Regions from separate parts of the Mus musculus genome. Here all the other regions are linked to region 3. A link is a contact called in ENCODE Hi-C or POLR2A ChIA-PET data. All regions are on one chromosome and are shown on one strand. The core of a region is the stretch at or near the end of the contact, and the rest is flanking DNA. Distances in the headings are between cores, read along the strand shown. Region 1 has its middle 14 kb from the start of Gm10612. Region 2 overlaps Cbfa2t3 (CBFA2/RUNX1 translocation partner 3). Region 3 holds the start of Cbfa2t3 (CBFA2/RUNX1 translocation partner 3).

What was found. A loop is a pair of places that touch in the nucleus more often than their neighbours do. ChIA-PET counts read pairs that join two places held with the same protein, here RNA polymerase II (POLR2A).
Region 1: a loop to region 3 is called in a map of heart, with 2.7 times the contacts of the local background. The contact joins the enhancer-like site here to the promoter of Cbfa2t3 in region 3. A Hi-C loop is called at or near these places in 6 of 37 maps with a recorded cell type or tissue (heart, left cerebral cortex and v-Abl transformed pro-B cells).
Region 2: a loop to region 3 is called in a map of heart, with 2.9 times the contacts of the local background. The contact joins the enhancer-like site here to the promoter of Cbfa2t3 in region 3. A Hi-C loop is called at or near these places in 8 of 37 maps with a recorded cell type or tissue (heart, left cerebral cortex and v-Abl transformed pro-B cells). POLR2A ChIA-PET finds 5 or more read pairs at or near these places in 2 of 5 experiments (Patski and embryonic stem cell).

The regions. Positions count from the first base shown.
Region 1 is chr8:122,710,152-122,714,540 of GRCm38, reverse strand. No RefSeq gene overlaps it. Among named protein-coding and RNA genes, the nearest start is that of Gm10612, 14 kb to the right of the region's middle. Within about 2 kb of position 2,545, at least 1 of the 3 ENCODE cell types and tissues checked has a DNase peak (open chromatin) inside an H3K27ac peak, as active enhancers do; it is heart, where a contact is called at or near this core.
Region 2 is chr8:122,637,891-122,642,504 of GRCm38, reverse strand. It overlaps Cbfa2t3 (CBFA2/RUNX1 translocation partner 3), which reads left to right. Exons shown (of 12, transcript NM_001109873.1): 6 at 3,467-3,648; 7 at 4,282-4,511. Among named protein-coding and RNA genes, the nearest start is that of Pabpn1l, 17 kb to the right of the region's middle. Within about 2 kb of position 1,589, at least 1 of the 3 ENCODE cell types and tissues checked has a DNase peak (open chromatin) inside an H3K27ac peak, as active enhancers do; it is heart, where a contact is called at or near this core.
Region 3 is chr8:122,674,459-122,679,463 of GRCm38, reverse strand. Cbfa2t3 (CBFA2/RUNX1 translocation partner 3) reads left to right here and starts at 1,289. Exons shown (of 12, transcript NM_001109873.1): 1 at 1,289-1,602.

The DNA.
Region 1 (4,389 bases), core at 1,296-3,795, 34 kb before region 3:
GCCACGGATGTATTTTAATTCAGTCTCAAGGCCCTGTCAAGGGTAACTTGAGGGTCTGTTGAAGCCATTTAAATGAGACTAACAAGACTCAGGAGCTGGGAACAAATGTGTGCTCCTTTTAGATCAAGGAGAAAGGCCCAAGCCAGGGTAGAATGAGAAAGAAAGAGAAGTCGACTTCTTACAAAGGAGGCAGAGCTGTGTCTGATCCTGCTCAGGGGGAGTTTAAGGCTTCTTCTAAGGGACACTCACAGAGTGAAGAGGAAGGAGACGGGTGGGAAATGGATCTCGTAGTGAAGATGACAAAGCAAAAGGGCCTGGTCCTATAGGTGTGCACATCACAGCTAAAAGGCCAGGACGATGCAAAACCAAATAAAACAAGAACCATGGCCACCTGTTGGGGTGTGAGGACGAGTGCACTCCGAGCACGGGACAAATGTGAACAAGCTATGCAGATGCATGTGTTAATCACACGCACGTGCCAACTCACCACACGCTTGCTGTCTTCCAAACATACAGGCCCGAGTGTCAGGCAGAAATATAGTTAATAACAACTCTCCAGAGAGCTGGAGGAACCTCAGGAAAACACTTTCTTCTGGCACACGCTTTACAGAGGAGCAAACGGGCCTCTAATGATCAGAGTCAGCCAGGGTGCTGCAGTCGGAGTGGGGAGCCAGGCCCAGGCAGAGCGCTCCTGTAGTCCTTGCCACCGCCCGTGTGGGGTGCCAGGAGTCCGGCGTGGCTTGGAGTCTGCTGGCTTAGGGGCCATGACTGCTCCTGGGATGCCACATCTCAGAGACCACGTGATGAGGACTGACTGGGTCCACACTTCAGTCCTATGGGGACCAGAGGACATTGATGCCTGGCACATGGTATGGTGATGGTTTGTTTTAACTTGTCCTGAGGAGGCTCTTGGTCCTATCATACACATATAACTTTCAGGGACTGGTGTAGAAGAAAGTTTCTCAAAAGGAGACAGACCCCTCTACCTACCCACAGCACCCAAACCATGGTGTAAAGTCAAGATAATAGCTGAGGACCACTGTGATAGGCCTGGTCAGGGAACTCCACTGTTCTGGGTGCAATGTCCCTCGACACTTGACCAAGTTCACATGTTCCCCAGTTTCAGAGACCGTGTTCCCTCTGGGCAGTTCCTGGCTCCCATCCAGGCATCAGGACTTCACCCACCTATAACTGCATCACAATGACTTCATAAAGAGCCACGCACACAGGCAGCACCCACCAGAGTAAGGGGGGGCAGCATCGGCAGAGCCCAGGGTATCGCAGGAAACATCATGGCCTCTGGAACAGTGATCTCACCTCCAGGAAAACACTGTCCCAACCCCTTCTACTGTATATGGCAGCATCTTTAAAGCACACCATGACTTCCTACTTGCTCTCCCTCCTTCTGCTATGGCCACCACGGGGGAATAAGGCACCTGTAACGAATCTATGTGTGTAGACCTCTCTCGACATGAAACCCAAAGCAAAACACAAACCATCAGATTAGCTAAACCCCAGCCTGCCTCTGATCAGAGAGCTAAAGGCATCAGGGCTGAGAGCCACCTGGCCCCTGGGGAAGGTGTTCTAGGCAGGCGCAGGTGTAAAGGCCCTGGGGTGGTCGTGCCCTTGCATGTCCAGCTGTTGTCTGTCTCAGTTCAGAGCCACAGCCTGGTCCAGGTCAGGGTCAAAGTAGGAGCTCAGGTCAAAGGGCCCCAGCTGGACCCCGGATCCCCTACCCTCCCAGATGGTAGGTGAAGGTTTTTGTAGGTCAGCCTCAGGATGTTCCGGAAGCTCTGGGGGCTGGGAGTGGGGCAGAATGGGGAGCTGGGGAGCAGGCAGCAGGTGCTGCTTCTAACAGCCTTGACTGTCTGCCAGTCGCCTCTGAAATCCATAGCACATCTGTGCTCCTCAGTTGGCGGACAGATGGGCCCCAGATTAGTATTTTTGGATTCAGTTAGACTTGGGGGCTGATGTAAGTAATACACAACACAGGTGCCCTGGGTGGTCGGGCAGGAGAGGAAGGTAGGCACGGAAGGGACAGAGTGACAGCTTGCGACTGAGGACCATACTCAGGCCAGAGATATTGCTGGGCACCTAGGGAGGACTCTGCTGTGCACCTTGGCTGTGGACTCCGAGAGTCATGCCTTGTAGACCTGGCAGTGCTGTGACCCCCTTCAGTTCATCCCAGTTGTGACAACGGCTGGCTGTCAGGCTGAGCCCTGGAAGATAAACTCAGGCCAAACTGAGCCAAAGGACGGGCGAGTGCCTCTGCCGATTCTGCCACCAGCAACTGCTATGTCCTTTAATCAAGTAGCAGCAGGAAAGCCCAGACCCACACCCAGTAACCCCACACACACACACACACACCCCTCCACCCCCCTCAACCCCTGACACCTTTCTGGTTGGCCAGGGGGAAGTTCGTAAGGAAGGAGATAAGGCTGCGGATGTGGGTGTGCCCCAGCCTCAGAGTTCCAACCAGATCCTGTGAGACAATGACCCTGGTGACCACGCGCGCGGGGTGGGAAGTGGGAAAGAGGATGCTTAGCTGTGAACCCCAGCACAGGAAAGTAGTCTGCTACTGTGGCCAAGGCCTCCTGGCTGCTCTGACTTTTCCTCTCCAAGACCCTCCCAGGCCCACGTGAGAATGGGGAAACAGAGGTTTTGCAGTGACAGAGCCTGACTCAAATTGCCGACATGGCTGTGGAATAGGAAGCTGTTTGTTTTTGGCTGTGCACAGTGGCACCTCTGCCTCCTACCAGGGGATACCTAAGAGACCTGCTGGCTGTAGGCCTTTCCATCATCTGTGAGGACCACAGGGTCTGCTGCTGGCCCAGCCTCTATCTTGAGTCCCACATGTCACCAGCTGTGGGTTATCTTTCCAGTAGGTACCATAACTCCTACTCTGGAGCTCACAGGGAAGCTGGGGTTGTGTGGAAGATACTCCAAGAGTACAACAACCCGAAGCCAGCAAGCAAGCTGTGCTCTGCATGGTGGAGTCCCTGGCCTGTGTGGTTGAATGCACAGAATCCAGCTGGTCACACGGGGTCCTGGACTGGGACACAGAGCATTGGCTCTTTTTGTTACCTGGAGACGAGAGGATCAATAACTAACTATCCATCAGGATTGACCCAGGATCCTGCGAAGAAACAGGACAGGCTTGTGTTGTGCTGAAGGAGAGGACTGGAACTCAGGTCCAATGGCAAGAAGAGCCTCTATCTGGGCTCCTCATATACTCAGAGATAGACTTCCAGCATGGTCCTCAGAAGGGACAGTGGGGCTCTGGAAATGCTACTCAACCTTGACCCATGTCCCCAACACTCACAGTGCTGGCAACAGGACAGTGTTTGATGGGTGGCTCGGGGTATAAGAAGGGCACCCTGGGGGTCCAGATGTTTGCAGCTCTATGCTGTACCCAGGAGGGAAGCACATGGCTCCACAGGCTTGAGCTCTTCTCACTGCATCTAGGCTTGCTGGGGCAGCTGGAGCTACAGTGTGGTTCACATCCAGGGCAGTCACAAGGTGTCTTGTGTTGACCCCAGTGCACAGTATGGTGGGAGGGCTGGAGGGGTGTGTCCCTGTAGCATGCTGGGGATGAATTGGTCCACTGTGCTCACCCTACAGCCCCCCATTAATGTGCATCCCTTCTTTCTTAGATGCACACGACACCTCTGTGAACTGCCCAAAGCAAGGGCAGTCCGGCCCCGCCAACCTTCCTGGAAAGCAATGTCCAGCCATAGCAAGGCAAGTCGACATGTAGACCTGCCTAGAGGCTTCTGGGAATGAATTCCCTCCCTGAATGTCGTGGGAAGATGTTGTGAACATTGAGGCTTTGGGGGCCTGGACCGTGGGTTGGCAAGCCAGTTAACCAAGCACATTCAGAGCTTGGGAATGGACAGCGCTAGAGCCCCCCTCCCAAGGACATCATGGCCTCCACGTGCCTCATTAGGACATCTGGACCAGTCGTAGACATGTGGGCCTGCGCCCTGACTTTGCTCACTTAACCTTGAAGGAGGCATCAGAGTCCTTGACTGAGACCCTTAGGGACTGTTGCTCCTGGCCATGTCTACTGCTTCTCCATCTCAAACTTCAGGTCTGTCTGGAAAGACTTCAGATGAAAGAAAGGGTTGAGAGCCCATGGGTGTTGTGGGCACTGAAGGAGCAGAGTTCAGCCCTGAGTGCAGAGCTTGAGACTTGACCTTGATTAGGAGGGAGAAGGAGCAGGTGCATTTTATTTTATTACTGTATTTTCTGCAATCGTGGGCAGGAAGTTGGGGTCCTATAACACGAGGGAGCACTCACCATTGGGCCACACAGCCCAGTGCCCGTCCTGACCGAAGGATGCAGGTACCATCTGTCCACAATTTGGTCCTCAGCAGTGCTCCAGGTCTT
Region 2 (4,614 bases), core at 340-2,839, 37 kb after region 3:
CTTTTTAAATCTTGAGGCTGGGTCTCACTAAGTTCCCCAGGGCTGGCCTTGAACTCTGTCCTCCTGCCTCGGCCTCCAGCAATTGGGGTTGCAAGTGTGCACTACCAGGCTTACTGAGAAGCTTGTGAGCCAGATCCTCACGTTGGGGTTGTGACTCACTGCAGCTCTCCACTCTGAGAGGAGAGAGGGTGGCGTGCTTCCAAATGTGTTTGCCCACGTGATTACTTTCCGCTCAGACCTCTCAGGGAGATGCTAGCTCGCTCACCCCTGAGGGCACCCACCTCCACTTACACCAGAGCCCTGGCTCATTTGGTCCTGCATACCTGTGCTCTGCTTCAGTCAAAGTTCAAGGTCAGGCCGTATAAAGGATGAGTGCTGAGATGCGAGCCCCCACGGAGCTACCTAGTCACTGGGCTGGCTCCTCTCCTCTGTACTCAGCCCCTGAGGCTGGAGTCCTCCATTCTCACAGAGCAGCTACCTCAGTGAGTTTTTAAACTGCCCAATGTAGACCAAGAATGGATTATAAGGCTCTCTGCACAGATGCCCTGTTGACCCATGAGAGGGAGAAACAGCCCTGATGCTGTCAAGTTAATAGGCAGGAAAACTGAAGCCTTCACTGTCCCAGCTGGTAGAGATCCAAGGCCAGGTTCAAGCTCGGGTCTGTACAGTTCAGAGTCCCCACAACATTCACAGTACATGCCCCACCAGCCGCACCCCCTCTTGGCAGCTGACAGGGGGACCCCACATGACACCCATATCCACTCTCCTCCTCCCTCCCTCCCACCCACACCTTGCTAGGCTCACACTGGAGCTAGTGACAACAGAGAAGCTGCGGGTGCCAGCGCGTAGGCCCACCTGGCAGTCATTTTGGTGTGCGTTGGAGGCCCCGTTCTCCTCACCCTCCGCACACTGCCGACTCTGCCGCCGCCTGTCTTTGGGATGCCATACGCCTGCTTACTTTGTCAGAGCCGATGTTTGCAACAGATGCTCCGTAGCATTAGCCGCCCCGTCTGTGCCTGGAATATCTCAGCTTTCATTTCCTGTGGTCCTTACCCACAGTCCCCTTCCTACCTAACCAAGTGCAGGATCACCTAACTAGGTGGGACACCTTGCTGGGCACTGCCTCCTCAAGGGACCTCCTCCGTTTCATTTCTCTATGCCCACATTGGCTTTTTGGGGACCAGCCTGTGTCATAGCTCACCCAGGACCTCTGCGGCTCGTTGTTAGGAACACTGGGTGGTATGTCTGCCTCCATGATATGGAGCTCCTGGGGTGGAAGGGCCAAAGGTCAAACCTAAAAATACAAGATCCCAGCCAGTACCTCTGACCTTGTTGCCAAGACACCAACCAACCAGAGCCCACTCTGTCCTGTCAAAGAGGCATGGTTACTTTGCCGGTACAGCGGGGCCCAGCCTCAAAGGTCTTGAAACAGACAGACAAGCCAGAGGAAGGGCTCAGGCAGCTCCAGGTGCCTCCCCTGCCCTCACAGGGTGGGGTCCCCTCTTGGCAGGGCAGAGAGTTACCACAGCACCTTCCTGAATAGTTATGGACATCCTAGCCTCTACAGTGCTTCCCATGGCTGCCCCTGGAGACGGCTGGGCAGGGTGTGGCTGCGCAGAGCCTGGCTCCAATGGCAGGGCCCTCTAGGGTCCTTTCCTAAGCAAGATAAAGCTGTCAGCCACACAGGTGATAGGCAACGCTAGGTTAATTCACATGGGGCTCACTGGAGTCTATCACACCAGAGCTCTGGTCTGCTGATGGGTCAAGAGGGCTTGTATGATCATCCCAAGACCACACGACTCCTCGGTAGCCCAGCCAGGGTGAAGCGCACCCAATCTCATTCAGCAGCTTGTGGTGGAGAGACTCTGTAAAGCAAAGGGAAGTGTCACAAAAACTCAGGACTCTGCTGTCACCTTGGTGGTTCTAGATGTATGCTGTGTCTTTTACCAGAGTCCCATCCAGGACAAAGATGGTTTAGATTTTTTTTTTTTCTGGGCATCAAAATCTCCACGCCAAGTGAAGTTGGGGCCCAGACCACCCTGTGACCAGCTTGGGTGTGTCCTCTGAATAATGCCTGGGACTTCTGAAAAAGAGTGGGGACTTGTTCTTTCTGGAAGAGAAGTGGTCCTGGATCCCCAGCCAAGGGCTGCCATGTATCTGGACTGTATGGCAGGGCTACCTGATCCTAGGTCCCCTCCACTCTGCCCCACATCCACCTCCATGTAGCTGGACAGTGGAGCTTTACAGAAGCCACCCCACCCGAGGCTCTAGCTCCCAGCTGGCCCCAGCTGGCCAGGACCCCAGATGTTCCCCCACCCGAACAGCAACCAGATGGTGCTCATGCCCAACCCCCACCCCACCATGCTGGCCAAGGAGAGGGTGGGGGACTGGTGAGGGAGGAGACTCTGGACCACTGAGACCTCCCAGGACCTCATCCCAGCCCATGCTTCTGACGTGGTCGGCAGATGGTGGGCTGGCCCCTGTTCAGCTATCCAAACAGAAAAACAGGCCTGGCAACCATACCGCTCAACAAAAAAAAGTACCGGCTGCCTGATGGGCCGGGTGGATGCGCCAACGGAGGCTGAGGAGGCGGAGGCTGGAGAAGGCTGCCCTGGCAGCTTTGAAACGCATGGGAAAGTTTTAGATTGTGTTTATTTACAAATACTTAGAACTGCTGGCTCTCCCAAGAGCCTGCCACTGGGCCCCTGTCCAGCATGCTGAAGGCCAGCCTGCTACTCTACCCGCAGCAGTTCTGAAAAGGCTGACCACCAGCAGTGCATGCCTGGAGACCTTTGCCCAGCACTGGGGAGAAGCTCACAGACATGGAGTCCATGAGCTCCAGTGGCTTCATCTGCAGATTGCAGAATCTAGAAGTGATGTCATGGCTGAGGCGCGGGTTCACGGAGGTCATATTCCTTATGTGCCGATGTCCCAGGTTCCAGCTGTGAGCTTTGTTTAGGGCTGAGACTGGAAAGTGAGAGATAGTGGGGAGAGGAGCTGGGTCTGTGGGGCTTCTGGCCAGTGCATGGCGGGGGAAGAGGGGGCTAGAGCAAAGACCCTGTAGCAGCACAGCACCTTATTGACATCCCTATCCCACTCCTCTCCCTCCCCCTCCCTCCCCCTCTTATGCACACGTGTATATTAGGTTGCCTGCCCCCTCTTAACCTTGCTTTCTTTCTCCATGACAACAATGCTATGGAACCTGCATAAACGGGGTACAGGTAGGGAGTATTGGCTGCAGACAGCACTCTAGGAGGTGAAGTCCCTACATCGCTGTGTGTCCAGCAGATCTCAGGCCTGTCACTTCCCACTGTGCTGTTGGAAGGCAAAAGGGACCTAAGGGACCCAGAGCAGCCCTGAGTCACACGCAAGCAGTTCTGGGCTGTCTGCTACGAACAGGCTACGTGGGTTTGCACCCCAGCTGTCAGTCAGCCGTGCCTAAAACCCCTGTCCTGCCTGCCCGCAGGCTAATCTTCCACTGCTGCAGCGTGAGCTCCTGCACTGTGCCCGCCTGGCCAAACAGACACCTGCCCAGTACCTGGCCCAGCACGAACAGCTGCTGCTGGACGCCAGCGCCACCTCCCCTGTCGACTCGTCTGAGCTCCTGCTGGAAGTCAACGAGAACGGCAAAAGGAGAACACCTGACAGGTGCCAGCCTCTCACAAACCCACAGGACGGGAGGTGACCCATGGTGGCCTCTTCCTGCCCGCCCATCTGCCCCTACTGCAGCTCTGCCAGACAGCTGGCCCGGTCTGTTGTCTGTAGCGGGCTGATCGAGCGCTGCTAACCCCGCTGTGTGCTGCAGGGACAGGCTGGCGTGTGGGCCACACTGGGTTCTACAAGCATATGCAGCTCATTTAGCTATGGACCCCAGGGGCCTCTGGGATCCCTGGAGGACAGCAGCTCAGGGAGGGGACTGTCCACCAGAGTTCACTTTTCTCCGTGCTGTCTGTAAACCCTGAGTGACCTGGAACCTAAGGCCTATCTATGGTAGCTGGACTGGTCTGGACCCCTTGACAGGCCATAGAGATACTGGTCCTACTACTATATCGCAGTGGGGACCACACCTGGCCATGGGACCCTGGGTGTCTCCCTCTGTCCATTCTTCACCAGGAGCCCCAGAGGAGGTCAGAGCGGGGGACCAGAACCCAGTGTGTGTGTGTGTGGGGGGGTGTTCCTCTGATTTTCTACCTCTGCCCTGTCTGTCTCTCCTCCCCTCCATTATTATCCTCTATCCAAGACTGAGGCTGATGTCCATTGGTCACCTATTTTCTTGGTCAGGACCAAAGAGAATGGATCAGACCGGGACCCTCTGCACCCCGACCACCTCAGTAAGCGGTCCTGCACCCTGAGCCCCGCCCAGCGCTGCAGCCCCAGCAATGGGCTGCCCCACCCGACGCCACCCCCACCCCCGCACTATCGCCTGGAGGACATGGCCATGGCCCACCATTTCCGGGACTCCTACCGCCATCCTGATCCCCGAGAGCTACGGGAACGCCACCGGCCCCTGGGTAAGCGGTGTGAGAGGGCCGTCAACCGCTTGAGGTCTGAACACATAGTCTGGAACCTGTGTGTCTGTGAGTTTGTGCCCATGTTTACGCCTGCGTGTGCTGG
Region 3 (5,005 bases), core at 40-2,539:
CCAGATCCCACCCCAGGAGGACCGTGCAGGAACGCTTTTTCAAGAAGGCAGAGGTGAACCCCTGAGAGGGACCCCAACTGGGGAAAACCAAGCCACTACAGCAAGCCTGGAAAGAAACGGAGGGTATTTTTACTTATTTATTTATTTAATTTTGGCACATTGCTAGATTTTTATCCTTCACATGCAGATGTATGCCTAATGAGATGAAAATCAAGCCCCCCCCACCCCCACCCCCCCGCTGATCTGAAGTTCTGGCCCCTTGTCTCTGCAGGCGGTGACCCTGGGTCTCTCCTTAGTCTCAAAGAAGCAAAGTGTGAGTGAGTGAAAAACTGGGAAGGGAAAGGAAGGAAGTGCAGCGAGTTTGCTCAAATGTACCAACCGGAGGAACGCCTGGGACTTGTCGCAAGGCGCCTCGAGGAAAAGTGGGTAAAGTGGGTGGGGAGCAGGCTCAGAGGAAGCAGAGAAAGTAGGACGCGGACAAGCAGAAGCAGCGGCTGGGGGCTTTTCCTCAGGTTGACATTAAAATGAATGATATGCAAACGAATGCAAAGCATATGCGAACGCCGGCCCCGATGGCAGTGGGGAGAGCGGGATCCTGAGCCCACTTGCCGCAGGTCGCCTGGCGCCTTGGGGACCAAGGCCGAGCGCGGCGGGTGGAGCGCGCCCCCTGCCGGCAGAACGCGCAGGTGGCCCGGGTACCCCGAAGGGCTTGCGAAGGGGGTGAGGGGGGGTGCGGCGGCCGAAGGAGGGGCGCCCGCCTCCCCGTCCCGGAGTAGACACCGCGGCTCCGGGAGCAGCGACGCCGTCGGGCTGCGACTGCTCCGAGGTGGGTGTGTGCGGTGCGCTCAGCTCGCCCGCCCTCCCGGGGCGCGGCCTGCGCGGGGCGGGGGCGCACAGCTAGGAGTCCGCCCCGCACCGGGTTGCCCCGCGCCGCACGCACTGGCTACGCGCTGGGACTCCTCGGCCCGTTCCCACTCCACGGCCCCGCTCTCCTGCATCCGTACGGGGGTCCCACGCGCGGCCTGGCGCTCCTGAGGTCCCTACGTCCTGAGTCGGACCCCATAGCCAAGTCCGCCGGGCGCGTCCCGGGGCCCCTCGGCCACCCGGGCGGTGGAGGCGGGAGCCGCTCTGGGCATTGGGCGGCGCCGGGCGCACGGAACCGGGCCTCTCTCCGGCGGCCGGCGCCCCGGGGCGGAGCGAGCGCGATGGGCGTCGGGCTGGAGGCAGGTGGCGCAGCGGCGGCGGGGCGCGGGAGGCGGGGGCGGAGCGCGCGGGGCGGGGGCCGCGGGACTCGGTGAGACGCGCGGGCGAGCGCGCGGCAGCAGAGCCGAAAGCACGGCGGCTGGACCCGGCGGCCGCCGAGGCCGAAACCACCCGGGCAGCGTGCGGGCTTTGTTCCCGCGCTGGGGGCCGAACGCACTCGGCATGGCCCAGGCGGTCGCCCCGCGCGCCCCGACCCCGCCGCGCGCCTGAGCCCCGCGCAGCGCGAGAAGACAGCGTACGGATCGCCCCCAAGTTATGGAGGTGGCGACCCAGTGAGAAGGAAAAGCCACTTCGGGAGCCGGGTTGCGAGAGAGCTACGGTCCCCTGGAGCTCCAGACCGTAAGTGCCGCCCCTGCCCTGTTCAACACCGCCGCTGTCACCCTACTTTGCCGGTTGCTGCCGTCCCGGGGGTCCTCGCTTTGCACCCCCTCTCCAGCCCCTCCACTTTACAAAGTTCGTGCCCACGGCAGGGTGGAGCCAACTCTGCCCACTCATTTGACTGAGTTGCAGCCACCCTAGGTGAGCAGACAGCTTGACCTGTCCAGAGTGTGTGTGGTTCATCTTTAGGTAGGAGCTGAGTCGGTGGGGGAGTATGGGCTCCCCAACCACCACCCACAAGCGCCCCCTGGGGTGCCGGGTCTCCTGACAAAGACTGGTAGCCTGAATGACAGGGCTCGGGACTGACTGGAGTAGCGGGAGGGCAACCTTCCTGGGAGATAGTGCTGGCAGGAGAGGGTCTGCTGCTTTCTCTAGCCCTTCCCCCTCTTATTTTGGTCCCTGGATCAGCCATTAGGGCCATGGAGCTGAGCATCCTTCCTGATGGTCGGGAGGGGATCCTGACCGCCCTCCCTGGGGTCCTGACAGCCAGGTGCAGGCACAGCCTCCGGCTCTGATCCTTCTCACAGGCTTTGGGAACGGTCCATCTGTGTGTAGGGCAGGCCCAGAGCCAGGCTGTGGGAACAGCGGGGAGGAGGTGTGAGGAGGTGTGAGCACCGCGGAGGGACAGATGGCTGGGAATTCAGCCGGAGTCGGGCTGACTAAGGTGGAGCAGAAGGCAGCCAGGCTGGCAGCTCCTGGCTTTGAGCCGCTGCCTTTCAACTCATGGCCCTGAACTTGGTGTGTTTGGGCTTCTTGACCACAGTGCTGGCTGGACCTACCCCCCTGCTCCATGAATAGAACTATCTGATCATGTGAGCTAAAGCTGACTTTCAGAGCCCAATTCCTCAAAATAACAGACGATCTCATGCTCCTGTTTGTAGGGTTGATCCCAGTAACTGTCACACCCGTCCCTCCTATCCTGAGGCCAGGATGTGGCTTCATTATGTCTGGCTGGGTGTGTGCTTCCTCCCGGCGCTCAGAAACAGGAGGTTCCCAGGCAGCCACTCAGAGGATGGGGCTGGCAGAAGACAAAGGGAGCGGTCACTTTGCCCTGGCATTGCCCTTGCAAGTTGCTGGAAGGTTTCAGAAACTTCTCAAGACTGGGACTCTCTCATCTCCCTAAGACCCCAGGGGCTGGTCTGAGAGAGTTCAGCCATACCCGGCCAGAATGCACTTGGCTCCTGGCCTGGGAAGAAGTAGGAAAGCCCTGTGAGAGATTTCTGGTCTTGTGCATGGAGGGATCCTGATGGGGGCTACACTGGGGTCATGATGTCACCCCACCTTGGTCCACTGAAGGGCGGAAGTCAGAAGATGTGGCTGTCCCCAGTTGGCACTGGGAGCCCACAGTTAGAGCACCAAGCTGAGAAAATGCCGCTATTTGGGACTGTTTTTTTTTTGGGGGGGGGGCACAACCACTCTTGTGCATTGAGAGGGAAAAGCAGAGAAAGGAGGAACCCTGCGAACAGAAGGAACAGATGTGGTGCTCGGTGCTGCCCGGGAGCTAGACAGACACGGGGAGGGAGAATATCACGTTAGGACTGATTTTCTGGCGGAATCCACCCTCCCGGGAGGTACTGTGATCTTGATGAGAGGGGAGAAAGGGAGGGCCATGTGTACCTGGCACACCACCATCTTTTGCTGTGTGCCAAGCCTGAGCTGGCATATGGAAGACACCCCTGGACAGTTCCTTGCAGGATGCTCTGGGGCTGCTGGGTGGTCCAAGCAGCTCTCAGGTCCTTGTCTGGCTCTTCCTCTGTTACCGGGTTATCCATGTAATTGAGTTACCACCTCCAGGAAATCTCTCTGATTGCGCTCCACATATACTCCTTTCTGCGTGACTGAAAGAAACTCGTTTTCCTTCCTACACGCAGATCTGGAAATGCTGGCAAGGCTGGGTCACTGGGCCACAAGATCTGAGCCAGTAGGTTTGCCCACCATGGAGAACCAGGCTTAGCTTCAGCCTCTTCTGATGCAGAAGACAGGAGGGTGTGTCGGGAGAGGTGTTTCCCACCACCTTCTGGAATGGTCTTCCCTCCCCCCTCCTGCACTGTAAGCGGGATGGGTTTGGGGGTGGGGGGGTTCTGATTCATTCTCAGCCTCCCACGTGCCAGTGGGATGGTGGTGAATTAGATGGATCTAGATATCCTCCAACCACCAAGAGAACCCTCCTAGCTCATTCATGGCTGCTCGGGTGTGCATGTGTATGCTGGGTGCGCATGGAATCCAGCACAGGACAAGAGGCTTGCAGGCTGCTAGGCTGGCCATGCCTGGGGCGAGGGGACTGGCCCTATGGATCTTCCTTGGTTGGCCATTGTTTCCTGCACTGGCCCTCCAGACTTTAGGTCTGCCTGCCACACAGCAGGGTCACAACATTTTCTTTAGCAGTGACTATGATCTTCAGAACTTAGCTCATTGTCCAAAACAGATCCTCTTGCCCAACCAGACAGACTTGGTGGCGTGAGTTTGATGATAGCCCGGACCCTCCCAGCTTTGTAATCTCTCTTGCCTGTGTCCTTGGAGCCTTCCTATGTCTGTCAGGTCTTCTCCTCAGCATCCTAAGAACTCTGAGTCTGTCCCAAGGGCTGCAAGTGACCAGGGTCGGTGCTATGAGTGGAGAGCCCTCTGCTGGGCTGCCTCAGGCAAGTGGGGAATAGCCACCTCATAGTTCTTGCTCAGCCACACTGCTGACGTCGTGGGTGGGCCTTCGTGAAGCTGGGCTATCCTGGTTCAGACCTCATAGGACTCAGTAGGGGGGATGGGAGGGTCGGGTCACTCAAAACCCTCTGGAAACCACCAAGACAGTGTTTGACTATTACAAAAGATACACACTCACTGCAGGATAAATCCACATTCACTGAGTAGTGTCACACACACACACACACACACACACACACACATACACAGTCCCTTGAAGGTGGCCAATAGTGGAGCTTTGCTGAGCCCACTCTGCCTCTACATAGCTGGTCATAGAGAGTGTCTGCCATTGTAGGCTAAAAGCCTTCTCCATGCTGTGCAGAAGTGGATGACAGAAACAACCCAGGGGAAAGTCCACCTCACCTTTGAGACCAGCACTGGCCCACTCAAAGTGGAGTCCAACGGCACTGACCCACTTTCCAGACTCAGAGAGGTTCTTCAGATGCCAGAGGCTGATGGGCCCTTGGGGTTCCCCAGAGTTCTGACCCAACAAATGAGTTGGCTAACAGCCATGCAGATTCTGTGTGTATCAGGGTTGACCAGCTGTATCCCCTAGAGGGGAGGAACTGTGAGGGACCAGAGAGGTGCAGGACTTTATGGGGAGAGGCCACAGGTCTAAGGCTCCTTTCTACAAGGATATCCAGCCTCTAGACCAGACTGGATTACAGGG